5 separate regions of the Mus musculus genome follow, and all the other regions are linked to region 4. The links are chromatin loops, found by intact Hi-C in ENCODE. Cell type or tissue: left cerebral cortex. All regions are shown on one strand. Links, peaks and the distances in the headings refer to the core of each region. The heading gives the core; the rest is flanking DNA.

Evidence for each region. Peaks named below come from ENCODE experiments on the same cell type or tissue, not always from the same donor. Only the 100,000 strongest peaks of a DNase experiment are listed, where the experiment ranks them.
Region 1: a loop joins it to region 4, with 4 times the contacts of the local background. A loop is called at or near these places in 17 of 42 quality-filtered maps.
Region 2: a loop joins it to region 4, with 2.6 times the contacts of the local background. A loop is called at or near these places in 16 of 42 quality-filtered maps.
Region 3: it touches region 4 in a loop (3-fold over the local background); 14 of 42 quality-filtered maps call a loop at or near these places.
Region 5: it touches region 4 in a loop (7-fold over the local background); 13 of 42 quality-filtered maps call a loop at or near these places.

The regions. Positions count from the first base shown.
Region 1 is chr13:91,634,708-91,639,707 of GRCm38, reverse strand. All of the region lies in intron 4 of Ssbp2 (single-stranded DNA binding protein 2), which reads right to left. Among named protein-coding and RNA genes, the nearest start is that of Gm22778, 86 kb to the left of the region's middle. In left cerebral cortex, for the core only: a CTCF peak has its summit at 2,675 (motif pointing right); a DNase peak (open chromatin) is centred at 2,681.
Region 2 is chr13:90,964,571-90,970,899 of GRCm38, reverse strand. All of the region lies in intron 5 of Atg10 (autophagy related 10), which reads left to right. Among named protein-coding and RNA genes, the nearest start is that of Gm46434, 36 kb to the right of the region's middle. In left cerebral cortex, for the core only: a CTCF peak has its summit at 3,274; DNase peaks (open chromatin) are centred at 1,735 and 3,256.
Region 3 is chr13:91,427,960-91,434,288 of GRCm38, reverse strand. No RefSeq gene overlaps it. Among named protein-coding and RNA genes, the nearest start is that of Ssbp2, 30 kb to the left of the region's middle. In left cerebral cortex, for the core only: no CTCF peak of the experiment used is centred there; DNase peaks (open chromatin) are centred at 1,050 and 2,707; H3K4me3 peaks cover 419 bases; H3K27ac peaks cover 1,922 bases.
Region 4 is chr13:91,367,539-91,373,867 of GRCm38, reverse strand. It overlaps A830009L08Rik (RIKEN cDNA A830009L08 gene), which reads left to right. Exons shown (of 3, transcript NR_045161.1): 2 at 512-676; 3 at 2,444-4,878. Among named protein-coding and RNA genes, the nearest start is that of A830009L08Rik, 17 kb to the left of the region's middle. In left cerebral cortex, for the core only: a CTCF peak has its summit at 5,517; DNase peaks (open chromatin) are centred at 1,542, 2,711 and 3,304; H3K4me3 peaks cover 1,265 bases; H3K27ac peaks cover 2,886 bases.
Region 5 is chr13:91,418,494-91,424,822 of GRCm38, reverse strand. No RefSeq gene overlaps it. Among named protein-coding and RNA genes, the nearest start is that of A830009L08Rik, 34 kb to the right of the region's middle. In left cerebral cortex, for the core only: no CTCF peak of the experiment used is centred there; a DNase peak (open chromatin) is centred at 3,080.

The sequences.
Region 1 (5,000 bases), core at 1-5,000, 270 kb before region 4:
TACTTTATAGATTTTTTATGACCATAAAGTTATTTTAAAAGTTCAGGAAAATATTCCCTTTCTGGGTTTGCCACTGGAGTCAAGGACTTTTGAGTGTTCATGTTGCAGCAAATACGACAGAAATACACCCGTTACTTTAAGGCTTACTCCTAATAAGTGGAGAAAGACAATAAACAAAACAAATAAGGGAGAATATTTGTTTGTGATTTGATCCAATGAGTTCTAAAGGGACAGGGTGGATCCTTCACAGTCAAGAGGACAGGGCTAGCAATTCTGAAAGCCCTGTGACGGGGACACACCAACCCTGGACCAGGCTTCAGGGGCTCCTGATGGACTCAAATGGGCCATTCATTGTTTTTGTAGTCTGTCTCCCCCTTTCTCTCTCTCTCTCTCCCTCTCTCTGTCTGCCTGTCTCTCTCTCTCCCTTTTGCTCACTCTTTCTCTCTTTTCTCCCCTCCTCTCCTCCCCTCTCTAACAGTAAGTAGCAGGAGCAGTAAGTTTTATGTAGTCCTGAGTGGCCTAGAATTCATTACCTACTGGAAGCTGTCCTCTATAACGGTAACCCCCTGCCTCCTAAGTGCTGGATTACAAGGCAATGCTACCATGCCCAGATTTTCCTGTTCTCAGACTCTCCTCCTTACACTTCAAAACATGCCACATTCTTGTCGTACAATGATAAGAGTAGGGATTCCGGACTTCTGATACTCATGCTTTGCACACAATGATAAGGATATCTGAACACCAGGAGCCTGATAACTAGATGACATACAGAACACGGCCCAGTTAGTTAGTTATTGGGCCTGATAACTAGATGACATACAGAACACGGCCCAGTTAGTTAGCTATTGGGCCTGATAACTAGATGACATACAGAACATGGCCCAGTTAGTTAGTTATTGGGCCTGATAACTAGATGACATACAGAACACGGCCCAGTTAGTTAGTTATTGGGCCTGATAACTAGATGACATACAGAACACGGCCCAGTTAGTTAGTTATTGGGCCTGATAACTAGATGACATACAGAACATGGCCCAGTTAGTTAGTTATTGGGCCTGATAACTAGATGACATACAGAACACGGCCCAGTTAGTTAGTTATTGGGCCTGATAACTAGATGACATACAGAACACGGCCCAGTTAGTTAGTTATTGGGCCTGATAACTAGATGACATACAGAACACGGCCCAGTTAGTTAGTTATTGGGCCTGATAACTAGATGACATACAGAACACGGCCCAGTTAGTTAGCTATTGGGCCTGATAACTAGATGACATACAGAACATGGCCCAGTTAGTTAGTTATTGGTGTAAGAGAAAGTCTCAGCCCTCTTTTAAAGATACAAAAATAACACAATATTAGAAACTACGTGAGGCACAAAGTCACAGACCAGATCACTCTGACTAAACTTCACTTTGAGGACCTCGATCTAAGCATACTGGTCACCCACTTTCGCTAGGCTTTACTAACAAATTATATTATGTGACTCAGCCTAGAGCACCATTTGGTCCACTCACAAATCTTGTTCTGTTGGTATCATAGAGGTATACGAATTGGTTCTGTAAGTACTGTCAAATAATAAACCTCCAACTGAATAGCATGCTAATTTGTGTAAGTATCAATCTAAATAATCTGAGTATTGAATTTAAAGAGTCAAGCTATGTGAATTAAAGCTTCTCAAAGGAAAGAGTTCTTACTTTCTTCAACAAACTTGTTTGATGTTTGCTAACACATGAGACAGAGTTAATCCATGATCTAAGAATAAACAGAAACTTATAACTGGGCCTAACCCAGAAGTGTGTAGGACTCTGTATAGCCATGTAACAAGAGTAAACAGCTTAGTTAGATTAAAACTCCCACAAAGAATTCTCACTAGACTACCATGGAATATCCTTTATTATATAATTGTTTGGGGCTGATTTTTATAATAGCTTATCTTAATGAAAGAAAAACATACACTATGATTTTATAATATTTCTTGTAGCTAACTGAATCAGGAAGACGTCCGTTAGGATGGAAACATGTCATTTTAGTGTCTTCTGCTGGATTCAATTACTTACTTTCATACTTAATATTTTTTAAGAAATGTGCATCTTAACACACATTTTATTAAATCATTAGCCTTGCTATTTGAATATTGTAGAGAGGAGGTCCACATACCTCTAAGAGGTTTCAAAAAAAGCAGACATGAAGCTAAAAAGATTCACTCTATCATAAAATATAATCAGATTTATTAAGATTTTATACGCCAGGTAATTGCTCCTTTGATTTACTAAGAGTACTAGGGAACCAGGTCCTAATTACATAGTAAAAATAAAGATGTAAAATCTGCATTTTTGTGGAACAGAAAAATATTAAGAATATATAAAACTTTAAAGTAATAACTGCAAAAATAAAGTGGTGATATGACTTACAAACTGAAAGGAGATTAAAAATAAACAGGATTGCTGGTTTTATTATGTTGTTATCTATACTATTTTAAGCCTCTATGATTTCAATTATGTCTTTTCCCAAATTCATGTGTTACCAATGCGAATGAAGTAAGAGGTAGCACGTTTAAGAGGTGATGGGGATATAAGAGTTCTCCCTTTCTAACAGGTCTTAAAAGAACGGGTGAGGCAGTTTGTTCTATGTGCTCTTCTGCCTTTCTCAAATAAGACACAGCAGGAACGTCCTACCACTAGGTGGCAGTGCTCAGCCTCAGACTTCCCAGTCTCCTGGCTATGACATAGACTTGGTTTTATCTAAATTTCTGTTCTTAGATATACTGTTATGACAGCACAACACACACTACCCACATACAGGCATTTTCAAGTAAATCTTAAAATGATGGTAGTAGCTATCTGGCAATATCAATTATAATTCGAAACACTTAAATAGTCTGATTGCTGGTTGAAGATAGCTTTACTATATTAAGAAATCTAGTCCTGTAAAACAAAACAAACAAACAAAAAAACAACTTTCAAAAATTCAGGAATAAGAAAAGAAACTTTCGTTTCCATTTGATAGATATTTGGTTTTCCTCTGAGAAACATAACATGAGCACTGGTAACTGACTTAAGTCATCACTGTGTTCTAAGGTTAGCCCTGTTTGGTCATCAGAGGAACTCTTACTTGCTGGTAGATATTTGAGACTTTGACGACTACATTCTCCTGACATGTTTTTTGCTATTTTGTATTTTTCAATGTGAGCATCACACTTGCCCTTTCAGAACAAATTCATATCAAATGGTTTTATATACTTCAATTTAATGTAAAGAATGTAGTTTAAAAATATACAGCAATAAAATTTCTTGAATATGCAGGTGTGGTGACACATGCCTTTATTGCCAGCATCTAGAAGATAGAGACAGGCAGATCTTTGTGAGATCAGGGCCACCCTGGTCTACATACCAAGTTCTAGGCCAGCCAGGGTTACATAGTGAGGCCCTGTCTAAAAAACAAACCAAACCAAAACAAAACAAAAAAAGGAACAGCAAAACCAAACCAAAACCGAAACCAGCAAAACCAAACCAAAACCAAAACCAGCAAAACAAAGCAAAACAGCTTCCTTGGATATAAGAGTGTTTCTGAAAGAACTACAGTCATTGTTCCTTTTATATCCCCGACTTAGGTGTGAATTTGCTCATTGAAGATTTTCCAGACCTTTCACTTCACTGGCACACCTAACTTTCTCCATGTTCACTTCACTTTCACATCCTTTACAAGGCCCTCCCTTTAGAGTTGAGCAAACTGCAGGGAGACTGAAGTCTGTCTTTCCCTCCTGAGGAGAGAGTTCCACCTGAGGAACAGCCTTCCAGTAACATGCTCTCTTCAATCAATCTTCCAGGTTTTACAAAGCAGAGTTCTCTCGATGGAGAGTGAGGGAAGAGGCCTGGTCCCTTCCTAGGCCTTGCTGTTAGAAGTCTGATGCCAAATAATGTAGATAAATAGTTCCCAGTGTACAGATAAATCATAAACTGCACCTCCACAGGGCGCCCAGCAGCAGTCTCTCCACCACCTCACAAACGTTGCCCACCACTGGGGGACTGGCTCAACAGTTTTGGTTTTTTAATCCTGAAGTACATTATCCTTCTCTTCATTATCTTTCCACAAATTGATTACTAGTTTGCCTTTTTTTCTATTTTACTGTTTATTTTAAAACAATATTTTTCTTCTACGTGTTAAACTTTATCATCCATTTTCAAACATCTCATATAACTAATCGAACTCTATTCTGTTTTCTAATAATGAAGAATACAAAGCAATACGTTTACGTTGACTTTACCTTTGTTGGTATCTGCAAGGTCTAATATTGGTATTCAGTACCTTTTTTGAATCGTCAAAATACAATTTTATTTTGCTGATTAATGGAAATAACTAGAAACCAAAATTATACTGACTAGATGAATTAGGAAATAAAATGAGAATAATATCTAGCCTTGTAGATGTCAGCAAAGACACTTTTAATTTAATTCACACATGGTTGGATGTTTTAGTTTCTAAATTTCAGTTTCCCGACTATAGCCAAGGTATGCCATGTTATACACCTCCAGCACCCAGGAGGATGTTAAATAGTATGTGCTTAGGATTTTCCACTAATAAAACATCAACATTCTCTTTTCTTTGCTGACTTTGTCTTTGAACATTCTCTAATTTCCAGTTCTTATTCGTTCCTTCATATATCAACTATTGCTCGTCCATTTCTCCTTCTGCCTCTGTCAGCTCTTGCCCAGAAGACTCACACAGGAATGTCACCTCTGTGAAATGGGGCACAGACCCAAGTGTAGAAAACCTACACTTCTGCTGTACCAACTGCAAGTGAACAGCCTGGGAGGGTCTTAAGCTTCTGGGTCTGTTGGAAATGCCTGTTGTGGATGGAGGTAGACTGGTTTTCAAATCTGAAAGGAACTCTGGGAGGAAATGAAAACTAACACATCTACATCTCAAAATGACTACTTCTGAAAAATATTGTTCAAAGGACATTTAGAAGGTAACTCTAAAGATCTTTGGAATTCAAT
Region 2 (6,329 bases), core at 727-5,726, 400 kb after region 4:
TAAGCAGGTTGGAGGATTAGAAAGCCCTATGCAGACAGGCTGTGTCCAGAAGTTTATAAGCAGCATTTGTTTACTCTGTAAAGAGGCAGTGGTGAGAGTTATAGATGCAGACGAGAGATAGCAGACGCATCTGCAGTGACTAATAGCACCAAACAAGGCCACACTCATATACCATTATCATCTGCTATCTGGTTTTGTTTTTTGTTATTTTTTTTTAAGATGCCCTTTGTTGCCTCCAAAGATTGAAATTCCACTATAAGCACACAGATAAGAATGTATCCAATCTCTACTATATGCAGATGGCAAAAGAAAGTTATTAGTTGGAATATAAATAATCTTATTACATACTGTCTGCATGCCAGTGTCTGCACACTTGTGGCTTGTCACCAGAATGAGGAATGACAGCTCTTAGGCTGTTGCTAAGTTGTGTGACACATTGGCCGTGTTATCAGTCGCTAGGCAGAGAGAGATCCTCCGAAATTTCTACGGATCACCCCTGGATGTGAGAGATAAGTTTCGTCATCCAGCACCGGCATGTCTTGCCGTCAGCCATCAATAACTAACAAATAGAGATTTATGGAATTGGTATGAGGCTCCGTGAGAGATAGCACTGTTTGGGGAACAGAAAACTATAGAATGAGCTCCTTTCTCCAAAGATGGACAATAGCACATAGATGACACAAAAGAATTGGTCAATAATAATATGATATTGTTGATAATAGTTTCACATAACTGGGCTGCCGAGAAAGCTCAACAGTTAAGAGCTTGTCCTGACTGCTCTTGCAGAGGACTCCAGTTCAAGGCCCAGCACCAACACCATACAAACTCTTAAGTCCACCTCCAGAGAGATTCATTGTCTCTGACTCCTAAGGATATGTGTACTCGCATGCGTATGTCCACACACATAATTTTAAATAATAATAAAAAAATCTTCAAAAAATACTACATAAGACTACAATGAAATCTTTATAGCCTTAGACAGCTAGTACAGGTAAGACATGCTAAAGCCATAGACCACTGAGAGATTATAAAGAGAGATGTTTTAAAAACAGGCTCTTTAAATTTTTATTTAATTTTAGTCTGTGTGTATGGGCGCTTTGCCTGCATGTTTGTATGTTTGTACAGTACCTGCAGAGTCCAGAAGAAGACATGGGAATCTCCATTCAAAGTGGAGTTTGAATGACTGTGTGCATTCTAGGAGGCAAACCCAGGTCCTTTGGAAGAGCACCCAGTGCTCTTAACTGCTGAGCAATTTCCCCAGCCCCTAAATAAGTGTTTAGTTTAATTAGAACACAACACTTTCTTTCTTCCCTTTTCTCCCTTTTCTCCTTCTAGTCCTGCCCGGCCACCCTCCTTTGAAGCACTCCTGTGTCTCCTACTCTCCAGTTTATAGCTTCTTTTATTATTGTTGTTAACATACATACGTATGTATACAATTCGTATGTATGTATGTGTATGTCTAAATAATACAGTGTAGTAAGATCATTTTTGGTGTGTGTTTGTGTGTGTGTGAACCACTCTGTACTGGACAACCAATAAGGGGGCTCATCCCTGGGAGAGGCTAATTTTCCTCCCAGAAGACATTAGTTGGCTGTAGTTAGAAGAGACTTTATTGTGAACTGAAGTGGAGAGAATTTTTCAGATAGAAAGACCGGCACAGCAGTAAGAAAATGCTAGCTAGCCATAACAGTTGCAATAGGAATATACAGTGTGGGCAAAGCCAGCCTTCTCTAACTGGGACAGCATAGCTGTGAGGATGAGCAGCAGCAGCTCGGGTTGGGAGAGTATGAGCAACACAGAACCTTTGTGGTTGTGTTTGCCAGCAGGATGTTTAGGGCTTAGATTATGCTTTGGTATGTGGTAGGTACACACCGAAGCCTTCTCTCTGTTCTGTGATTAGGCATACTCTAAAAGACGGTCTGGAAAAGTTGTCTGGACCAAGTTACAAGAAAAACAGAGACCTTTGCAGTTGAGACTTTATCATGTAGGTATAGATTTTTAGCCAGGCAAACCCCAAATCTATTAATCAGGCATTATCCTGTGACGCAGAGCTCTGATTGGTTGTTGACAGAGATTTATGTTCCCAAAATGATTGAGCAAGGGATGATATCAGGTTAGCATTTGAGTTTCTGTAGTGAATGAAAACGGAGAAAGAATGAAAAGCCTGAACTAGAGCCGGCTGGAGGAGAGATGCTCGCCAGAGTTCATTTTGGGACTAACTTCCAATAGGTGAAAAGAAATGGGAGTGTTTGGTGGAAGCTGTGCTTTGGGTGGGGGTGGGGGTGGGGGTGCTGAAAGATGCTTTGGAGAATTAAGGGGTCAGAGCAATGAAGTGAAAGGAGATTTCAAAACAGTCCTTCAGTGAAAGTGAACTTCTGAGCCTCTGGAGGTGTTCATCTGAAAGGCTCTTCCTGTCACTATGGGGAGTTGGTGTCTCTGGAGGTCTTGAGTAGACAGAATGGGTTGTTCACTTGAGTTAAAGAAAAAGGTCTGTGTCTGTTGTCAGCTGTAAAACTAAAGGAATGCGAAAGTTAGATTTTTCAAAATTACATGGTTTAAACTTTTTGTTTTATGCATGAAAACTGATATTTCTACAAATATGTGGGTGTCACCACATAGCAGATATGCAGATGTTTAGTCAACTGACACAATAATTGAGCCCTGTACTTGTTCAGTATGAAAATGTACCAAGTAAAAGACTCCAAGATTTGTGAATTTAAGAAATAGATTTCCTCATTGCCAGTGCAAAGTAGTTTGGCTAGATCATATTTGAAGGAGAATGTTGTAATCTTAAAAACTACCATACCAGCTAACTATTACAGTGCCCCTCAGTTAATGCAAAGACATGAGAGCTATAGCATTAGAGGAGCTTTTTGCTCATGTTTGCCTTTGAATCACGTGAGTCACTAGGGAAGACGAACATCCTGGGTTTTAAGTTGACCGTACCCACATGTTTGTGAACCTTCACAGCTGGAAGGCAGTATGAAGACGGCATTGTGGCAAGGAGATGCTTTCTTATAAAGAAAAGCACTTAGCTTTTCAAGCAGATTCCAGATTAGCCAGCTGTTGCTTCCTAGACAGGCCACAGGAGTCTAGAACCAATGACGTTGGCTTCTCTATTGAGGGGGAAGATGTGGTGGTTGTAGCACTGGCTGTGGTCTCCATCTCCTTAGCTTATGTCAGCCTGTCACAGCCGGGCTCCTTCTCTGCCTGTTTCTCCTCAGCAGCAAGCCTAGCATCCATGCCTACAGTGTGGTGGATGGCTCTCTGGCGGTCTCTGCTGGCGGATGTTCTACATGTTTCCAGGAGGAACAGCCCAAGACTGACTCTATTAGAGAATTTTGAAAAAAAAAAAAGTGTAAATACATAAATAACAAATATACTAAAGTTCCCTGTTGTGAACCTAAGTGAAGTTTTAACTTGTAGCTATAACTCTGAAGCAGACAATGTGTACAAGCATCTTTGAGTGTGCACATAATGAATGTATAGCCCTGTTTCTTGGTTGAAGGGAAGAAATTAATCATTTAAAGTCAATTCATGGTATGTGTGCATGTGTGTGTTTAAGTTCTTAAAGCTCATATGTCTCTAATTTTTCTAGCAGGCACTTTTCAGCATATGTCAGCATGTTTGTAGGTTTTCTCATTGTTTTTGTTAGCATTTAGATTGCCAGCAAGCCTTCAACCTGAGCATTAAATCTTTTAATTATTATAGTCATTGATGGCCATATTTCCAGATTACAATCTTCCATGAACAGATGAATTGGAGATATTGATTTGTTATATTAAAGAGAACTAATGTGTGTGTTTCCATGCATATATTAGCATATTGCATCAGAGATCATGTCTCATCTCTTTCCCATTTTTTTTTCATTTTAATTCTTGATAGAGCATGTATAATCAGTGAAATAAGCATCATCCATTAGTGAGCTTGGTCTTCCCTGAAGTATTACTATGCTAAACAATCCTATTACCAAAGCATTATTTTGATAGTTTATTAAAAGTCCTGCAGCTCTCACATTGCTATACTCAAACACAGCTTTATGCAATTAAAGTTATAATAGGAACTTTATTACAATGATATATAACTTGTATCACCCTAATAAAAGTTCCTGTACACAGCGATGCTTTAATAATGCTGTTTCTGTAACACTGCTTCCTTCGTAATGGGGACTTCTCTCATGGCAACTTCATTATTAGGAAATGATCTCAGTAATAGAAATGCAAATACAGATTTTGAAAGGAGCGTTGTGTGCACGGCTCCATTATTGACCTGCTGTCTTCTCATGCATTGCATATCATCATTATAAGCCAACCATGTAGATTATAGTTACGATTACGGCCATGCTGTTACAGTTTAGCATTCGTGTCATTCCAGGGAAACACTGACTGCCATTTTAAGATGAAATTTGGGAGTTAAAATTATTTAAATTTTAATTAAAATTAGAATCAAAAGCATTAAAAATGACTTACAAAACTTTCTCTGATTTTTATTGTATCATAGATAGAGGAGACATCGGCCCTTAAAATGGGGTGTTCCCTTGATGTTCTCACCGTCTTCTCAATAGATGTATGAGAATAATGCTTTAAGGGAAAGAATTTCTGTATCTCCTACTTTCGTAGATACCCGCTCAAACAATCTGACTGACTGTGGAGACACTTGAAGTAGAGATTTTCCCTTCCAATCCCCGCCCCCTGCCCTTTAGCCTTTGCTCATACCAGGGCACTGAACAGAGTAACGTGGCAGCTTCATTTATGGCACCCATGTCCCAGATCTAAGTATTAGAGAGCAGAGGAGATAGGTATGTGCCTCCGATATGGAGACAGAGAGTCTCCGAGGAGTCATCTCAACTTTCTTCTCCTTACTCTACATCTATAAGATGGGGATAATAATAGTAGGATAGTGAAATGAGTCTAGTGATTTATACACACATGAAAAACTGTGCTACATAGAAAATATTTACGTACTGATGAAAGTCCATATAAGTATGCCGGAATACTTATATATGCTATATGATGCGGTTACTTGTAACTTCAAAAATTACTTTTGCTTTGTAATTTTTATTAAATTTTATTAAAATTTTATTTATTAAAATTTAAATATATTTGTTATTTCAGTCATCTAAGTACTAGTGAAAATTTTATTGAGAACTAAATCAGATACCCAATGTAGTATTTTCTGAAATTATCACAGAGAAATATAAAACCCTGTTCTCCATATATATCTGTTTTTAGCTTTACATAAAGATCAATAAAATGATTTTAAGCATAAAATATACATTATGATAAAAAGCAGGATGGAAATATGACAGAAAGAAAAAATAAAATTTCCAAGTATTTCTATGTTTTTCAGTGAATAATGGTGGGTATTTATTTTCAGTTGAACACATGTCAGAGAGTTATGCGATAGTTTCATTTATGATCATCAGTTTTACAGTACACTGAAAATGACATGTATATACTATCTAGGTACACACACACACACACACGCACATATACACACACACACACACACACACACACACACACTATGCTTCATGATGAAAGTTCGGATGCTACCTTGTTTGTAGGTAAATTTTATGTCAGCATATCGAATATACAGTTCCGTAGGTTGATATTTAGACTTAATATTCCTGTTTCAATTTTTTGTTATATTTTTGTTTTTATTATTGTTTGTGTGGGGGTTGTGCAGTCAGAGGGCACCTGGTCAGTTCTCACCTTCTACTGTGTAGTTCCAGGGATCGAACTCAGCTGGTCACACCTAGTGGCAAGCTCCTTTAGCCTCTGAACCATCCCACCAGCCACTTCTTTAATATTTCTCTTCAGACCCTTTGCAGGGTAAATAGATTTTTTTTCCTGAGGGGTATGTTAACACTCTTGCCATATTAATACCAATCAATGCAGGAACTCAGGCAAATATGAGCTTTAGTTAATTTGATTTTCTATGTCCTATTTCCATGGCCCTTTGAGATTCAAACAGCAGCTTGTAGAAGACTCGTGCCAGAAAATGCAAGCCCATTCTTAGAACATAGAGCCTTGAAACATACTGCTTTTGAAAAGTCTGACTCTTGCCCTGTCCAGTCAGGAAGAGCACTGTACTTTATAAATTTACAAGCATTTTAGACAGTCAGACCCACCCCAAGCACAACCCTCCTCCCTCTGTTATTTTGCAACAAGTCAATTATTTCTCGGTTTGCATCCCGTGGCCAGGTCAAAAGTGGCGTAAAGCCAAAGCTGGTTGCCTAGGGCTTTATGAAAGATTCTATGCACTGTTGATATGAAATATTTCAAAGTTGCAATATTAAGACAGTGTTACTTTAAAATAAGCAGGGA
Region 3 (6,329 bases), core at 752-5,751, 60 kb before region 4:
GGCACTTAACATAGACTGAATTTCAAGCAAAATTTGTCATAACTTTAACCCAGAGGGCTCCTGAGAGAAGGGGTCTTAGTCTCTTCATCACTGTGCTCTGACATGCGTGTTTACCAGATGGGCATGTGATGAGATTCCTGTCTCTGTGTTGAGCATCTGCTAGGTCCCAGGCACTGAGTTCAGTACATTTGTGACCAAGCAAACCACTTTCTGTGCATGTTCACAGTCAGCACTCCCTTCCTTGTGCAAACAGAATTCTGACCATTGTTCTATCGCTTTGCTTCTCTGCTCTCTGGGAAGATTCAGACCTTTCCAGACTCCTAGACGCCTGTGGCACAGAGTGAGATGAGCAACCAACAGTTCCAGCTAAGGAGAAGGGGAAACTGATGAGGAAGAAGAGGCAAGCGCGTGGCCAGTCAGGCTTCTGGAAAACGCTTTGTCAGACCAGACTTTATTATGTCCTCCCAAACCCAGGGGAGGATAATGATTCAGTTGGAACAGGTTCTGGCCTCTGAGATTTCTGCAAGAAAGGCTCTGTCATGGTATGAGTGAGACATGTCCCTAAAGGCTTCTGTGTTTGAACACTTGCTCCCCCGCTGGTGGCACTCACTGCTTTGGGAGAGTGCAGACCCTTTGGACTGTGGCCTGGATGGAGGAGATGGGTTCCTGTGGAGTAGCCTTGGAGGTTATAGCCCAGACCTTCTTCCGACCTGGTCTCTCTCTGCTTCCTTGCCAGCTAAGGCACAAGTGAGCCACCCTGCAAGCCTTCCTTTCCCAACAGGGTCACTGTCCTTCACTTCTAGCTGTGAGCTAAGAATTTTCCTTCTCTCACGTTATTTTTTATCAGGTATCTGCTCACAGGGCCATGTAGGTATTAGATTTAAACACCCTGACTGTATAAGCATTCTTGTTTTAAATTTCCAAGAGAGAGAATTAAAGCAGATAAGTAATGTTTTCCGGGTTTTCCAGCCCCGGATCCAGCTCTGCCAAGCCTGAAGCCCGCTCCCTCTCCACAGCGCCACACTTTGTCTCCACAACCATCTGTTAAAGTGGGCCGAATCGAGTGCTTCCCTTGTGAGGAACCTCTATTTATTCTGGTATCATACACAAATGGAAAAGGCTTACTTCTGATATTTGATTCAGAAGAGAAACGGCTTAGCTACTAGCCTGGAAACCAGGCTCGCCTGCTGGCCTAAGCCTGCCTACTGGCTAGATGCTTCGTCTGGAAGTCCTATCACTCTGCACCCACGAAACGGGCAGTGCTTGCCACAAAAGGTTCAGTTTGAACCTTTGCTGAAATTGCTCTAAGGCCATTCATCATGAAATCAATGTTTGCTATCAGGCTGCTGCCTGCTACCCAGACGCGAGAGGAAAAAGCGTCTGCAAACCACGAACCAAGCTAGACCTTTCCAATAGTCAGGCAACAAACACAAAAATACATGTACTTGTTTTGCTCAATTATCATTGTAAATGGCTTGGAGTAATGTTTTCATTCTTGATCGCCATAGAAACCATTATACTCTTCTTACAAATGCTTCAGACACAGGACCACCTGTTCAGTGGATACAATGGACTTCCAAGGAAATAGATGGTACTGGACTGACAAATTATGAACCATTAGAAGAAACATCTCTGACTCCAGCTACTGTGGATGAGCTGAGGATGTGAACAGGTTAAGAGACCGGGAGGTTTGGGAATGGTGTATGCAGATATCACTTCTGAAAGCCGGACAAACTTTTTATTTGAGGGAACAGTATTTAGAGAGTGGTGTGTACAGTACGGTGATGGACCAGACATGAATCATATAAAAAGAACTTGAAAATAAAAAGCCAGTTTGCTATGCCAAAACCCAGAATGTTCTTCTTCAAGGTGAATCATATTCCATTCCAAAATGTCAAGTAGATTTAGTCATTTTAATCTTTTTTATTAGATTAAAACCTGATACATTTATAAAAAGCTACGGGAATTGGAACACGGGCTTCACCACTAACAAATCATGTGACATGGGGCACACTGCTAGGTCTCTCAGTCTCTAATTTGAGGGTGGTATTTCCATTTATGAGAGGACTAGATAAAATAACCCTTGCATAGCACTTATCACAGTCCTTAGCACTTAGTACTTAACAGTCCTTAGCACTTAGTACTCAACACAGTCCTTAGCACCAAGTACTTAACGCAGTCCTTAGCACTAAGTAAGGACTAGATGGTGAAAAGTTACTAGTCATCAAAAGTAATGATAAGCATTACAACTGACAATACATTCGCTGAAGTCACCAACACACATCGCTAATTTTTCTGTTGTCTCATTTCCCTGAACCTGTAGACAATATCTGATCTTAAATAATTGAAAAGAGTATGGGAGCAAACATAGATCTGAGAGGCAGAGTCGATGCCTGTTTCTGCACAGTGCTGACCTTTCTGGTATTGGTGAATCTGGAAGTTTCAAAGTACCATAGGCATTCGTGCAGTATTCCCACCCCCCCCCCATGCTTGAAAAGAAAGCCTGCTTTCATAAGACCTTGGGCCTGATTTCCAGTGGGAAAAGTGCTAAGGAATTTGGCTTCATTTCCAAGTATCTTTGCACTTTTCCCAATTGCACAGAACCTCCAAGCTTCCCCAGATTAGCTCGTCTCAATGGCATCGAATCTTTCAAAGAGAATGTAATAATTCCACAGAGAACTTAGCATTTCTGACAGCCTACCTCCCACTGTCCTAGCGCTTTATAAATTATGCTGCCTCTGAATGTGAGCCGGGCAGGACCATTTTCCTGGCCCCTCGTGATTCATGGTTTTTCTTAACTATGTCAGTGCCTTGTCAGCAAAGCTGCTGCTTTTGAGCAGTGTGCTGTGATCCTGCAGGGCAGCTTGCAAAATACATAGTGGTTCTTATAATACTGATTTTTCTATCTTTTTTTTTTCTTTTTACTACATCAAGGTAACTAATAGCTATTAACTTTAGGAATCCCATCCAAATTCTGAAACCATTACCATTTAATTAACAATCTGTTCTCTGCAATGCACTGTGACCTGAGAAACCCCTTTAATGACAATGTGCTGTTATCATTAAAATTAACTAACAAACCAAAGAGAAAAAGAAAGAAAGAAAGGTGGTGTTACTCAGGTCAGATATGGAATGAACATAATTACAAGAAAGTGAAACTAAAAACAAGTATCAGACCGAAGGATCAGCACAGCCAGAAGGTCACCATGCCCGCTCCCCTGTTTTGGACTGCAAAAGTGATTCTCCATTGGTCCTCAGCTCCTCGAGAATTCTGGTCTCAAACCATGGAGCCCAGGACTTAGAAATGGAGATTCAAAGCCACAAGAGCTGAAAACTATGTGTCTATGTTCCTAACGATAAATCAGACATTCTTTTTCTCTCCCTTCCTTCTATCCTTCCTTCCTTCCTTCGATCCTTCCTTTCTTCGTTCCTTCCCTCCCTCCGTTCCTTCCTTCCTTCTTTCTTTCTTTCTTTCTTTCTTTCTTTCTTTCTTTCTTTCTTTCTTTCTCTCTCTCTCTCTCTCTCTCTCTCTCTCTCTCTCTCTCTCTCTTTCTTTCTTTCTTTCTTTCTTTCTTTCTGTTTTTTTTACATCAGATCTCCATCCCTCCTCCTACTTCCTGGTTCCCCCTCCCAGTCTCTCCTCCCTTTTCCCTCCCCATCCCCTCTGAGCAGGTGGAGGCCCCCCCTGCTCCCCTCCCCCACCTCTCCCCCCACATCAAGTCTCTGCAGGGCTAGGCGCATCCTCTCCCACTGAGAGGAGCTGACCATTTGCTACATATGCGTGGGAGTGGCTGAAGTCCAGCCTGCCATGTACGCTCTTGGTAAACCAGACATTCTTAGGAATAACTTCTCTCTTTTCCTAGAACCTGACCCACTGAAAAGTCTTCAGTCATGAAAAGTCATACAGGATTTTTGAGTTAAGGACTTTCCATTCAGGGAGGTTGGATGAAAGTTGTTAATGTGTAGGCTCTCCCAGCATTCTTGCTGTGTGCTCAGAAAGGATTCTGTCATTGTTTTTTGTTTGTTTGTTTGTTTGTTTTGTTTTTTGTTTTGCTGTTGTTTTTTCGAGACAGTGTTTCTCTGTGTAGCCCTGGCTGTCCTGGAACTCACTCTGTAGACCAGACTGACCTTGAACTAGAAATCCACCTGCCTCTGCCTCCCAAGTGCTGGGGTTAAAAGTGTGCACCACCACTGCCCAGCTGGATTCTGTCACTGTTAACATGCTTTGGGCTTAAGGAATACAGAACAAGCCGGGCATGGTGGCACACGCCTTTAATCCCAGCACTTGGGAGGCAGAGGCAGGCAGATTTCTGAGTTCGAGGCCAGCCTAGTCTACATAGCGAGTTCTAGGACAGCCAGGGCTATACAGAGAAACCCTGTCTTAATAAAAAAAAAATAATAATTAAAAAAAAGGAATACTGAACAAGAAGAGAGAGAGAGAGAGAGAGCAAAGGATGGAAAAAAAACTTGTTTGGGATGTGACTAAAGGGAGAAATGTGTTTTTAAACAGGATTTTGAAAAGATGAGTCTAGAAAAGCCATAGAACGAAGCCAGGGTGCAAAGGGAGAGGCAAGGAAAACAGAAATGTAATTACGTACTGACAGCATTTTTGCTTTGATGATGACCACAAGGTCTCATCACCTCCTACCAGTTGCTGCTCTTCTCGCCCCCGTCAGTTGTTTGGATGACTGACACAGCAGGGAAATATTTGAAAGAAGATGGGCCTCTGAAGAGGAGATTCTGTCTTTCATGATGGCCCAGACAAATAAGTTTAGTTGTTTCTAACCTGAGTATGTCCAAAGAAAATATCTCTCGACAGCAGATATGTTTTAAAGAAGATATGGGGGTGCTGTTGTGTTGTTGTTATTGGTGCTGTTGCTGTTGTAGGGTATGTGTATCCTCTGCTTAGTACTCAGTGGAGCTTCTGCCTATTAGAAGTCAAAAGCAGCTCCATACTGTGGCCATTCAAAATTTCTTCATTTGTCATTGTATCTCCTAAGGTGAGGGAGAGCTGGCCCTGCCCCTCAAGTAGGCAAAGCCGGAGAGCTGAGCATGGTGTCCAGAGAGTGAGAGCAATGGCAGGCTGATCAACTCAGCTACAACCCCGAATCAGATCTGCGGCTTTGAGTTGGTCGGCTTCAATATCTACCCCATTGATGAGCTTCAGGAGCATGGTGTCGGGGGTGGGGGTAGGGAGTCCTGCAGAACCAAAGCTGCAGGATCTCCACAACATGGGGCAGCAATAGGATGTTCTAGGAGTCTCAGTGAGGATCCAGGATTGATAGTGTAGCCAGAGCCAGTGGCCTTGAACCAGACCTATGACTCATTGCAATGAACACTTGCAAATCAAGTTGTTTGGGCAAAAGGGTGTGCTATGTGGTACCCCATGACAGCCTCCACTGTGAAGTGTTTTGTCTTTCTGTTCTTTCCTTCATTTTGTTTTCATTTATTTTGTGGGGGATGTTGCAAGGGCAGAAGATGGATATGGAGGTCAGTAGGGTTGGGGACCATGATGTGAAATTCACAAAGAACCAATAAAAATTTAAAAAGAGAAAAGAGAAGAAAATGTGACTAAGGCTCAGACTACCCCTTTGTGAGAAATGCTGCTCCACGCACTGAGAAGAATGTTCCTGGAACTTGACAGACCTTGATTTCCGTTCAAGTTGTTCCTGGTAGAATCCAGGAGAAATTAATGTTTCTCTATGTCCTGTTCTTAATGTGTGAAAATGAACAATAGGATAAAACATGAAAGAAGTTTAAACAGACCAAAAGATATAGATATCTGACGTGTCCTTCTAAGTCATCTGCTTAGGTGAAGTCTCGTTTTTGCTGTCTTTGAGGTCTTTATAATTCCATGTGACTTATAGAAAACTGATAATACTGTAAATCTTTCTTTTCCTTTCTTTCTCAGATAGTTTCTGCTATACAGGCTGAACTTGAACTCAGGATCCCCCTGCATCAGCCTACAGAGTGTTGATGTTATAAGTATATGTGACATCACCAAGCTTAGTTCTCTTTGAGCCCAAAGCCTCAAGAGTGCTAGGCAAGGACTCTACCACGGAGCCATGTCCCCAGCTCATAATGCAGGTCTTGATAATAAAAATCCAAGTTAGGTCTGTTGGAATGCAATTGCTTGTTTGCTTCTGGGTAGCAGCATGTATTTGTACTGATCTTAAAGTTCACTTCAGTATGCTTTGTGTGACATGTCTCATGTGATGCCACCTTCAGCTCTGTTGCAACAACAAAATAGTCCTTTCATTAGTTAGCTAATGAAATCATATTTTTCACATGTGTTTGAAACAAGAGGTAACTGCCTCTACACGATCTGT
Region 4 (6,329 bases), core at 631-5,630:
ATACCCGCCTTCCAGTTTTACACCTGTCTACATGAGATCATTAATGGTAAAATGTCCATCTGATAAGCCACGCTGTGATTACTATTGCTTTTGAAAGTGTAAGTGAGCATTTACAAGACACAGGGAGAAAAGCAACTCCAGACTTAAGTTGCTAGATTCTTGACCTCACCATACTTCGTTCACAGTCGATCTGTTTGGAAAAAGACTCAGCCAGTGAATCTCTTAATGACACTATCTGATTTAAATCCGATAGCCTCTGTGGTAAATTGGGAGTCTGTGTCTTTTTATCGTCACCTTTGGAAAAATTGTTCTAACCCCAAACCATCAAAAACAGACAAGATCCTCAGAGTGGTTCAGGGCCATTCCACTTGGGATGCTAAGGACAGGCAAGCAGTACAAACATCACCCACCTTGGGATGCCCTGACTCAGATATAGAGTTATCAGAGCTTTTGGAACTTTTGGATTTGGGGAGTCATTCATTAAAACACATTTCTTTTCTTTTGATTGCAGGTAGAGTTCCTTGGACAGCCCAGGGAAGGACCTCCACCTTCGTTGCTCCCTTCTCCTGTCCCCCCACCTACCAAAACACAGGAACCCCATCTTCAGACAGAAGGCATGCTGCCTCATGAAGGCTCACAGTTCCAGCCCTTAGAACCATCCAGAGGTTAGACTCAGGTTTGTGTTCCCAGTGGCAGGATAAATGTGCCTTTCTTGGAGCTGAGCCTACTTTGCCCTAAGGTTACATTTCTACACAAGGAAGCCTTTTTAAAGAGTAGTGCTTCAGGCCTCCACACTAACGGTTTGTGTCTGCCATCTTAGAAAAAGGGAGCCCATAATAAAACTACAGGAGCCAGCAATAGAGAATTACAACCCCAGAATGAGAGGGGGTCTGCTTCGGCCCTGCTAAATGCTGAGCCTTGGTCTCTCTGAGGAAGAACAAAAAAGCGGAAGGAATTTAAGTCAATTGTCTCCTGGATTGCCTTAGCAGAGACCAGGAAAACAGGGTGCTTACTAAGGGTCTACTGACTCTTGGCCACTACCCTGGTACTAGACAAGCTGGGAGGGAAACGGTTGGGGGTGGGGCGGGGGTGGGGTGGGGAGAGAAAAGTTCATGTAAGTCAAAGCAGCCTGTGATGTACAAGCATCCAAGCTAGAGGCTATGTGTATGGTGCTGTGACTCAGAGTATAGCCAGTTCATTTTCAGATAGTATGGAACAAATACTACTAAAGATCTCTGGGTGCCCCTGATAGGCAGAAATGGCGAGAACATCAGAAAAAGGGCTGGAACACAGCAAAGGGGCTGGAGGAAAAACAAAGGTAGTGGCTGATAGGTTATCTCCTCCTGGGTCTGAATCCAGGCAGAGAGAGGGGAAGGAAGCCCCCAAGCAGACCGGCCTGCTTTGAAGAGAGAGCACAGGGTTGACAGAGAATAGAGAAGGCACTGCGGCCACCTGTCCAGCAGCTCTGGTTTTGGCAGTGCGGTCCTGATGCCTGCATTGCTGGACCCAGCTTGAGAGCTTCCTAAAATATCCCTGGGGCTGATGCAATAGCAGTTTGTGGCGGAGCTGCATTGCCATGTGGTGATGGAATAACCTGGTGATGTAGAGGGAGCCTTTTAAGTCTTCGTGGGATCTGACCCAACGAGCCCTACTGAGAACAAGCCAGGTGGCACAGTGGTTAGTTCTCCGGTGTGGGAAGAATGGCGTTCCCCTTCACCCATCTACATCACTGCTCAGCCAGGGCATGGCAACTCTCAGGAGGGCAGTCCTGAGCAGTCCTGAGCAGTCCTTTCACAACCCTTCAGCTCTCTGAATGTCAAGAGATGCAAGGTTACCTAGTCCACCTTCACCCTGAAGAGAGCCCCCTGCTCTAGAATACCTTCTGGGTGACGACCAACTTGTGTTAGGGAAAGGAAGAGGAGCCCCTGGTCTGAAAGAAGAACTGAAAGATATTAGGACACAGTAGCACCCTAAGCTAGGCTATGGTCATCTCCAAATAAAAATGGTTGCTCAAGTTCTATGCCAGCTCTGGTTGTGCACAACAATTTGAATTTTCCATTGTGACTTCATCTTGCCAAAGAGTAAAACTCTTTTCTCCCTCTCCCAGGCCATTCTGTCTCTTAGAGGGTCAAGTGGGTCTGGCCCGAAGGGAAAAAAAATCCCCTTTACTAAAATGTAAAGTGCCAATCACCCCTACCTTCATCCCCACCCCTGATGCCCAAAGTGCTCAAAACTAAAATCTGCTGCATCTTTTCAGCAAGTAATCAACACAAGTTGAAAGACACATGCTGTTGCATTTCTGATCAGATTGTATGTGAGGCAGGAAAATATACTGCCCCCGTGCCCCTCCCCGCCTCATTTTAAAACATTTTTTTGGGGGGTGGCTAAATGCATGTCTGTTTAAAGAAGCCACCAGGCAGTGCCTCTCACTTTGTCTTGGCAGGGCACAACCATCAGACGAAGTGGGAGGAAGAAACATTAACTTCAACAGCTGTTTCTTGACCCCGGCTGTCAGTCTTCCCAAGAATAAATTTTGGAGAGTCCTATTTGAAACAAAGAGGGAGTTTTGGGGGAGAGAAAAGTTGGTTGGTTCCAGGGCAGCCGCCCAAAGAAGCAGGGAACAAGATGTTTGCAGTTACCACGCAGCCTGCAAGCCTCTGCCGGGTGCAGGCAAGGAGCAAAGTAACTTGAAAGCTCCCCTCTCGGCGCCCTGTGCCTGCAGCTTCCCCCCCTAACGCGCGCCCAGATCCAGCGCCGGTGGTAAGAGCCGAAGCTCGACTACAGTAATTCCCCAGCTCGGGCGGCTTGAAACTGCTCGGGCTGAATAGCATTTGCTGTTCCGTCCTGTGGCAGCCTCCCGCCGCCGCTGCCGCGCTCCCTGCAAAGCAGCTCTCATTATCCCGGAAGTTGTGCTGACACAGTCTCGCTGCCACCAGAAGTTTGTCAACATCAAACTTCTCCTGTGTGGGGTACGTTCACCTTCCACGAGTATTTAATCGAGCCAACAAGCAAACAAACAAACCCAAATAAACCTGCCCGTGATGTCATGGTCTTTTTTTTTCCCCCCTCTCTCTTTCCTGGAAAGGCTGGGGGCTTTTGGGAATTTGCTGGTGGGCTCTGAGAGCGACTGTGGGTTTCTAGAGGCTGGGTTGGGGCGGGGGGCAGGGACCTGCTCGAGTGGGCAGTGAGAAAGGGGCTGCGGGGCACTTGGGGCTGGAGGCTGGAGGGCTTGCAGAGAGAACTGGGGCCGAGCGGCAGATTGGTCCTGCAGCCTGTTGGCTTCCGCTTGTTTTTGAGGTTGCACCAGTTGGGCGAAGGTGGCTTTGCATCCTAGCCCCGCCACAAAGGTTATTTGAAAGCAGTGGCTAGGCAAAGTAGAAGAGTGCCTCCCCACCGCCTATGCCCACTGTGCATTTAAAACTCTTACAGGACGTTTAAACCTTTTTCGGAATAAAGGGCGTTGAGGTCATAAAATGAATTTTGAGACTTCACACTGCCACACAAGGGGAATCCTGGGATATAACCATTTCTGTCCTTAGTGGGTCTGTTCAGATACCAAGATGAACTCTCTAAACTTCAGACTCCGTGCCCTTTCAGCTCTCCTCTATAGTTTAAGTTGCCAGGCACCTGGTTTGGGTGTTTGTGGTTTACAGTTGCTCCCCACTTAGATGCTTGGTGCTACCCCCAAAGCTAGGGTGAGGAGTGGACAAGGCAGCTGGGATGAACCCTTTCCCTTTCATACATACGTTTAGACATTCCATCCTGCTCAGTTTGGGTGGGCCTGAAAGAACTGAGAGGGAATGGGCCTTCTTGAAGCTTGGGCACCACAGTTTTTCCAGCAAGGGGCTGATGAAAGGAGTTGCTGATCCTGACTTTGGATTTAATTTCTGGGGGCTAGAGCTACTGCATTCAAATCCAGGACCTTAGATAATGGGGGTGATACCCCCCCATTTCCAAGGTTATACACGGGTAACCACAAGGGTCCAGTGTCTCAACAGTGGGCAGACCAAAGCCTGGCTCCTTGAATTGGAGTCGTATCCACAGAAGAGACAGCAGTATTCTTCCCTATCCTCAAAAATAAATTTGAGTGGAAATAAACATCTCCGAAGAGAAATTATCCAACTCTACCCTTGCTGGAACGGGGAGGAAGTTGAATCCACTTAGAGAGCCAGGAGCTAAGTTTTTCTTCTTGCTGGTCTGCTGACTATGTGTTTAGAAAAATTAGCCTGTAGGCGTGGATCTTCAATAACAAGAAGACACTTTTCTTGTTTTTCAAACTAACCTAAACAAGGAAGTTGTACTAGCCTCCAGGGCTCAGTTTACCTCAGACATGGACCAAACCAAGTAACGACCACGGAGGACAGAATGCCAACCTAAGGACTCTGGGTAGCAGAGGCATTTCTCAGGCCTGGAATGTGCTTTTGGCAAATACATAGATTTAACTCCAATCATAAGGCAGGATGCCCTCACACATATGTAGTCCCACACATAGAAGCCACACCCAAAGCACAAGGGAAAATGTGTTTTGCTGAATATACAGTTGCCCTCTAGAGTGAATTTTTCTCCTTTGGCCCTGCTTCAAAAAATTTTCAATTATCCAGACTTCTTTTCTTAAGGTTATATTTTAATCTTATTTATTTATTTCTTCATAGTCTACAAATGTGACTCGACATGTACCACAATGAAAGCTGTGAATCGAGGCGAGGTGGAGGACTCCATCTATGATTCCATATGCAGGAATATTTCCTCCTGGTTGTTAATCTGTCATAGTGTAAAAAGCCTGATTTATAAAGGCTGAAGGGCTTTAGCAGAATAAGGTATGCATGGTTCATACAGTTGGGTTTATTTACAAATAAAACTAGTTGGCGTTTCTGTCTTCGATTTCCTAGTTTCACTAGAATAATTTCCATAGTTTCCTGTTTCTCCTTCAAGAGTGATCACAAGGAAACAATTTCTTTATTCAGCGACGTGAGCTCTGTGCGCATCTGGCTTTGGTTACTTTGTAAGGTAAATATCACTAACCGTTCACTGGATTCTTTGGGGATGGGAGGCACTGGGCTTGTGAAGACAGTCTACTATGAAATACTGGGGGTGCAATGCAGAAGAATGGCAAACAACTGGGTCCCGTCACAGGTAATTGGGTCACTATGGTATTCTTGAAAGTGGAGATTCATTTGAAAAAAAGACTTAAAAAGTATTTTCAATTTACTTTCGGTTACATTTAGGTTATTTTAGTCAGTATGGTTATTAGAATTTTACCCCAGGAATTCAATTAGAACAGAATCCTTTGAAAAAATATATATATTCTCTAATGATTATATACTTTACTAATGAAAGTATAGTCTTTTTTTTTTTTTTTGGTTTTGCTAGTTACATTTTAAATAATGAAATTATTGTAATTATTTTTATTTAAGGGCAAAATATCTGTATAGCTAATAGCCAAAGCTAACCAGAGTGCTTTAAAAATTAATGAATATTTATGAAGTTCAGGAGTAGCACAATACTGCCCCTGCCTGCTTCAGGAAAACAAATGTATTGACTCCGTTCTCCTAAAATAACCACCTTTAGTTATCGATGGTTAAAATAAATTTATTGCTAAAATGATTGTACATGATGTAATTTTTGCAATTCATGAGACTTGGCCCTGTTTACTAGGTTTAGATCTCTTTCCAAAAACTAAATCTGTTTTATCTTTTGACATGCCTGAATGCCATTTCTGTTCATTAATTTCCCATCTCAACATGTTTCTCTCTTAGTTTTCTGGGCTCCCCTCCCCCCTTGTTTTAGCGGTTCAAGTACATGGCTCAGGGTTTTCAGGCCTTCGTTTATAGCTGGTATACAGAAAGTAGCATCGTTACTCAGCACTTCCACTCGTCCTAATTTATCTACACACACTGGAAGCTGCCTGTAACATTTCCCAATGACAGTGACAACTGGACGTCAATAAAAGGACCCCACCCATTTCAACCTTGTTTGTATAAAGTTAATACTTGTGTATATTTCTTCTGTAACAGAGGTAAGGCTATTGGTCTGTTGTTGTTTCGTTTTGTTTTGGTTGTTGTTGGTTTTGGTTTTTTCCTAGCTTGTTAAGACAAGTTTTCTAGGCAGATTGCTGGTTAGCTTTAGGCTAGATTTTTTTTTTTTTTTTTAAATCATTGAACACCAGATAGACAAAGGAAAAGAAATATGATGTGAATTTAAATGATCAAAAATCCATTCTTTTAAGATAATTTTTGGTTCTCTAAGTTCAAAATTCTACAGTTTTTCTTCAAGTGAGTTTGTAACAAGAAAGATAGAATCATTTTCAACAAGCTAGCAAATTTAGGTCA
Region 5 (6,329 bases), core at 681-5,680, 51 kb before region 4:
CTGACCAGAGACATCCAAAAGCATTGAGAAATCAGATTTTTCTCTTGAAATTAAAGAGGCTCAAGAGTATTTCAGATGGCAATCTGGTGGTTATAAGAAACTGAGAACTGGGGGCTAATCTCAGCTATGATTTTGCTGATGAGCCAGCAGAAGCTAACGGAGAAGGTGGACACAAACCGAAAACAGCAAAGCAAACCTCCATGGTTAGAGAAACAGGAAATTCTTCAGTTAACGATCCAGCCCTAAGTCCAGTGTGTGGGCTATACATTTATTTATTTTTCCCTAGGATGGCCAGAAGATCGCCCATTTAAACTTCACAATAAACTTCTTTTGGGTAGCTTGCCTTTCCTGGCAAGGGGAGTTTTGGCTAAAACAGTAACACACCACTGAAAAGGTCATCACCACCAGGAGTCCTGTAGCTTTTGTTGTATCAAAAGCAGAAATTTCCACCTGTCCTTTTCAGCCACCAAGACAGAACTTTCTAGTTACGCTGTTCAAGACATAAATTGCAAGTTGGGATATGGGAGATATTTTTTAAGAGCCATTTTGCATCACATAGATTTTCTAATGATGTATGCAAGTATGTTTCAAATAATATTAGATATTTTTATCTGAAGGAATTCTCTCCCTCTGGTCCTTCTTATATAAAGTTTCAGAATAAAAAAAAAAAAAGGAACCAAAGTGCAGTGGAGAAAACACGTGCTTTAGAGCTAGACCCAGCTTGAAACTTCGGCTTGTGATGTATGAACTCTCAGGAGGTCTCCGTCTGCATCATCACCGTGGGGAGAGTTGTGTTTCTCTTTTCAGTTCCTTGTAAGGAGTATGGGAGATCATTCCAGCAAGAATGGCAAGCATTCGGCAAATGTGAGCATCATCCTTCTCCTCTCTCACATATAAGTATTATAATCTTGAAGCCAACTCAGAATATCCCTTCAATATGTGGAATTTGAAAGAAAACAGAAAAAAAAAATAGGAAAAAAGTCTTTAACTTCTTGATTTAGTCAATTAGGGATTCTCCATTACTGTCCCAAAGAGGAATATATACGAGGCTTAAGGTGAGACTTTAGACAGAAAGGATGGCATCTAGAATATCTGTGCTCTGATAAGTATCATAGACAGGTGGCTCATAAACAACAGGAATTTATCCCTTGGAGTTCTAAGGCTGAAGGTTCTGGCAGACGTGGTGTCTGGTCAGAGTCCCCGTCCTCATGGATGGAATTTTCTCACTGTGTTCTCCCAAGGTGAAGGGCAAATAAGCTCTCTAGGGCTCTCTTTGTCTGCCTCTGTCTCCCTCTCTGTCTCTTGTCTCTCTCTGTGTCTCTGTCTTTTTCTGTATCTCTCTGTCTGTCTCTTGTCTCTCTCTGTGTCTCTGTCTTTCTCTGTATCTCTCTGTCTCTGTCTGTCTCTTGTCTCTCTCTGTGTCTCTGTCTTTGTCTGTCTGTCTCTCTCTTTGTGTCTGTCTGTCTCTCTCTAGGTAAGATACAACTTTCACCCAGAGAAGCTCCATTCTAAAGAAGACATAATCATCTTTCTACCTCCCGAAACCTTGAGGGACAGGATTTCAACATGTGAGTTTAGAGGGACTCGAACTTTCAGACCGTAGCAGACTAGAACTGGAGAGGGCGCATGGGCCTCTTTTCATTTATGTTGGCATATCTTGGCCAACAAATTAATTTCTCAGTGAAGTAACATCTGATGCTGATATACATCTAAGACCGTGTGTTCTGGTGTTTGCATGCACTAGCAGTGTACAGTCAATGAGGTGGTCCTTTTTACCAGATAGATTCAAGATCAACTTGTTATGTATCTCTGCTCATTTATATGAAGAAAGAGATTGAGAGCTTCACGTTCTGAGCATACTACACTGTGTCTATGTCCAGTAAAGTCTGTTAAGTTCCCTACATTACGATCTGCCTTAAATATTCTTTTTATGAGACATAGTCTTACATTTAGTGTGTGTGTGTGTGTTGAAGTCACAAAACTAGCTTGAGAGTGTTGGTTCTCTCCTTCCAACATATGGCTTTCAGGGATTGAACTCATGTTATCAGGCTTGACAGCAAGTGCCTTTACCAGCTGAGCCATTTTGCTGGTCCAAAAGGAATGTTTTCTACAAATAAGCCCTGTAATAAATATACAAGCATAAGTCCAACCATATTGTTGCAAATATTTGCTTTCCGGTCAACCTATGTAATGCCATGGCAAACCTTGTGTATTCATTGAAGGAAGCCTGGAAGCCAGACTTCAATGGCCGTGTCAAATTTCTGCCAGAGGATTTTTATTGTGTTTTCTCAATCAAAGGGGAAGTGGAAGAGAGAAACATATAAGGGGTCTTCACACTACTAACTATACATGTACACAATCATCCTTCAAGAGACACGAGACAAATCGTGATGAGTTTGACCCAGAATCTGCATCATCTATTCCTAGTTCTGCTCCCAACCCAAACAACCTTAAAGCAGACGCGAGGCATAAAGAAATATTTATACTGAAAGAAGAGCGTTATTCAAAGTAAGTCAAAATATCAACCATTTCCCAGGACATTATGTCCATGTCTGTGGTTATTGAAATTCATAACTCCATAGTGAATAACAACTGTGTTCTTTCACTTATGTTAAGACTCTGACACTGTGCACATTGCTTGCAAATTTGATATTATAAAAGAGGTTATCAACGATGATCAACCAAGTTTGGGCAGGTTATTTTAACTGAGGAATTTGATAGCGTTTATTATTAGAAAACATATCCACAATTCCATAGCTTTATACTGTTCTCTGATTATTTAAGGTCAATTTGGAAAAGTTTCCGAGCAACTAGTCCACACTTAATCCCCTTTCCAATCTTGCTATTTGATTAGGGTTTAAATAGGTATATGATATAAGCATTGCAACTCTCTAAAAAAAGCGCCTCCCTCCTCCCCAAACCCCACTAATTTAGGTTAAAAACAAAGTATTGGCAGCAAAAGTGTCTTTAAGTTTTTGCAATAATCCTTCCAGTACTTTCGCATCCCTAAAGGCTCCAGATGTGACCAGCCACTACGAAATGGGGAGCTGTTTATCAGCACGCTGCAGCGGGGACTGGCACCTGTAATTTTACTCATATTTTGCATCAGCGTTATTAAAACACCAAGAAATGACCAAGTTCACTTGGTTTCGTGTTATCACAAGGACGACCCTCTGGGTGATATGCTCTGTCGCCTGGCTGTCATCCTGAAGGTGACAGTTACTGCAAGCAGCTTTCTGTGCTGTAGGTGCAGAGGCTGCTGCTAGAGCCTCCTGAAGGGAGTTTCTGCTGGGGTCTGGGGCTGCAAAACACTGTTGAAATGTTGTTCTTGATGCCTTCAAGTAACTGACCATTGATCATTTATCACATGCAAACAACCCCAGTCCTTTCTTTCCTTTTAGTCTGTTTTTCCCCTTCTTTATTTCTCCTCCTTCTGTTGTTGTCAATACTTCTCTGAAGCTGAAATTAGGACACCTCAGTCTGGAATGAAGCTTTCAGAAGTGATCATTTGAATCCTGTGATGACAATCACTCCCAGGGTGAAGCCCTGGATCCCAAGTCACCCTTTCTTCCTCTTACTAACCTGGGGCTGCTTTGTCCTGCCCAAGGCTTTCCAAGCTGTTTGCTTCAGCTTGCTTTCACCTTTCCAGTTGTGTAAAAACAGAAAAAAAGTACATTTTGCTTTCTGGCACTTTATCCATATAGATGATTGGAATTCCTCCTTTGCTAGACTGATGGTTTCCAACTCCCAGTAGTCACTGATTGTGGGTTGGTACTTATGTAATAGCAACTTGGTTTTTAATAAAGTCCCTGACCTTTACTCCCATAGACAAGAGTACTTACTGGGGTGCCTGGAAACTGGTCAGTGAAAACACACTTCTGTGAGGCTTTGACATGCAAGTTGGAAGAAGCCAAGTTGGGAATCCAAGGAGCTAAGGGCTTAAGTGACTTGCCTGGCATTGCAGTGAACCACTGCCATGCTAAAACTGCAACAGTTAATGGTCAGCACAATGTACTTGATCATCTCACCTTGGGAGCTAAAAGCACAAAATTCTCATTTCTGGCTTGACTTGTGCTCCAGCTGTATTGTCTCTGCACCTTATTGGTGGCAATGAAATATTTCTCGATGCATTAAAGTAACCTTCAGATCAAGGGGTTGAGGTCCAGTCATCCAGGAAGCTGTAACTGCTGCTAGCTGTGCATAAGCATCCCTTCAAGGTACTCAGCAAAAATCATGGACTCTGTCTTTATCTCTCTGAGTTAGTTTCTAAATTATTTTTAATGTCAGCAGTGACCATGCTGTTTAGATCTATTCAAATAATGTACTGTAACACAAATCTTATATCTGCTAATGGACCTGCTCTTCAATGGTTGGAGTGTCTTACTAAATATGTGAAGCTATAAAATGTGTCGGTGTCCAGGAGACAAAAAGAAACAGGGAGTCACATCACTACTCGAATGTAAGATCTCCTGTGTAACTGGACAGATGAGAGCGGCTACAGTGTCCCAGCAACAGCCGTGTCAGAGCCCATGAATGCTTCATAATTTATTAGGTCCATTATTAAACACACTTTTCATTAATAGAGTTTTGAGGGTTTGACCCTTAGTGATCTGCATCCTGGTTCATTTTAAAAGACGATTTCCAAGTCCTGAGACATCGTCAAATGTCCCAGAAGTTGCTAATGGAAGACAATATTTTCCAGTAACAGTAGCTGTGTTAAAGGAGTGAGGTGAGACTTCTAATGAGGGCATCTGAAGGTGCTCGTGATTTGGGTGCAGCTGAAAGACCTCCCCTTCTGTCTGTAGCTCTCAGTGTAGGAGAGTCCCTAGAGGCAAAGAGAAATCTGGTGAGAAGCAAGACCGCCCCCTGCATCAGCCCAAAGCCCTTGGAGAAGGAAGTCCTGGAACTACCTGTCTCTAATTAATCTCCTCTGCTGTATTCCCTCAGCACTCACATACTCATAATTATATTTATGACTGTAACTGTGTTATATTACAGTTCAGATCCCCTTACAATAAATACCACCATGATGAAAATTCTCAACTAAAAAAAAAGTCCCAACTTTAGCCAATAACTTATGTATTTCAGGCATATTTGATACAGTGGAGGTCTAGCAATATATAACGATTTCAACGCTCCTTCAATTCTTTTGCAAGGGAATTTGAGCCTGTAACTATATTCATCATCACACAAGAGTGCGAGGGACCTTTTCCCAGACCATGAGACACTCAGCTAAATGGTCCTTAGTAGCTTCAAATGCATAGTAAACACCAGAGCAATGGAATGATTTGTGACAGAATTTAGTGAGAAACTTAAGGTAGACCCTCTTGCCTACAATAATAGCCTTGCTAGCATTGCTGAGTGACTGTTAGCAAGGCTTTCATGCGTTCCAGGTGTCCTTTATCAGCATTTGAGTGATGGAAGGAAAACTGTACCCCAATGTGAAATAATCTAGGCTCTTTTTCGTCCCCAGTGCTTCTTCCAAAAACCCACTCCCTTCAGATCATCCAACAATAGAAAGGCTGTTTCTGTCCCTGTGATTCTGTCATTAACTGGCTGGTGCTCTCCTGACTCTGGCCTATCATGTTTTTATATATCCAGTTATTTATTACATAGATATAAAATCCTGCATTACAAGTGGAAAATGATGCTACAATGACAACGGTCTGTGATGTTTTCTTTATAAATAAACTACGCTGCACATTTGTCTCCTATTTTAGGGATATTTATTTATTTGGCGTTTGATACAGAAGAAATCTTCATTCTTCCTTCATTTAAGGAGCTAGAACCGAGGCAACTGAAGGGGCTTTGGGAATCCTCTACCCTAGCTTGTTCTATTGCTCAGCGCTCAACAATTCAGGATCAATATAGCTGAAGGATAGGGTCTGATGCGAACTACAATATTAACTATTTGTTTAATCGGGCTCAGAGCAGTGGAAATCCATACACTTAAAAAGAGCATCATAACGGCCTTACAGAAATTTAAATCATTTTAAATTTGATGACATAAATATGGTGAAGAAAGGCTATTTAGTATGGGTTCCATCCTGAGCCTCCCCTAACTCCTGCCAAAAACCTAGTTCTTGCCAACCATGAGGTCTTTGAAATGAGAACAATATGAATATTGATGTTCCTACTACTGCTTGGTAAGAATATTAATAGGCGACAGGGTTGAGAAGTCTGATGATGACACCCTAGAAGGAGACTTTTCTAAGTATGCGCTCCATATTCTCTCCAGTGAGACGAGAAGGAAGAGCGAGGCTCTGTCGAAAGAGTGTGGATTTCACCGTCATTCGCTTTCATTTTTGAAGGTGGAAGAGATGACATCC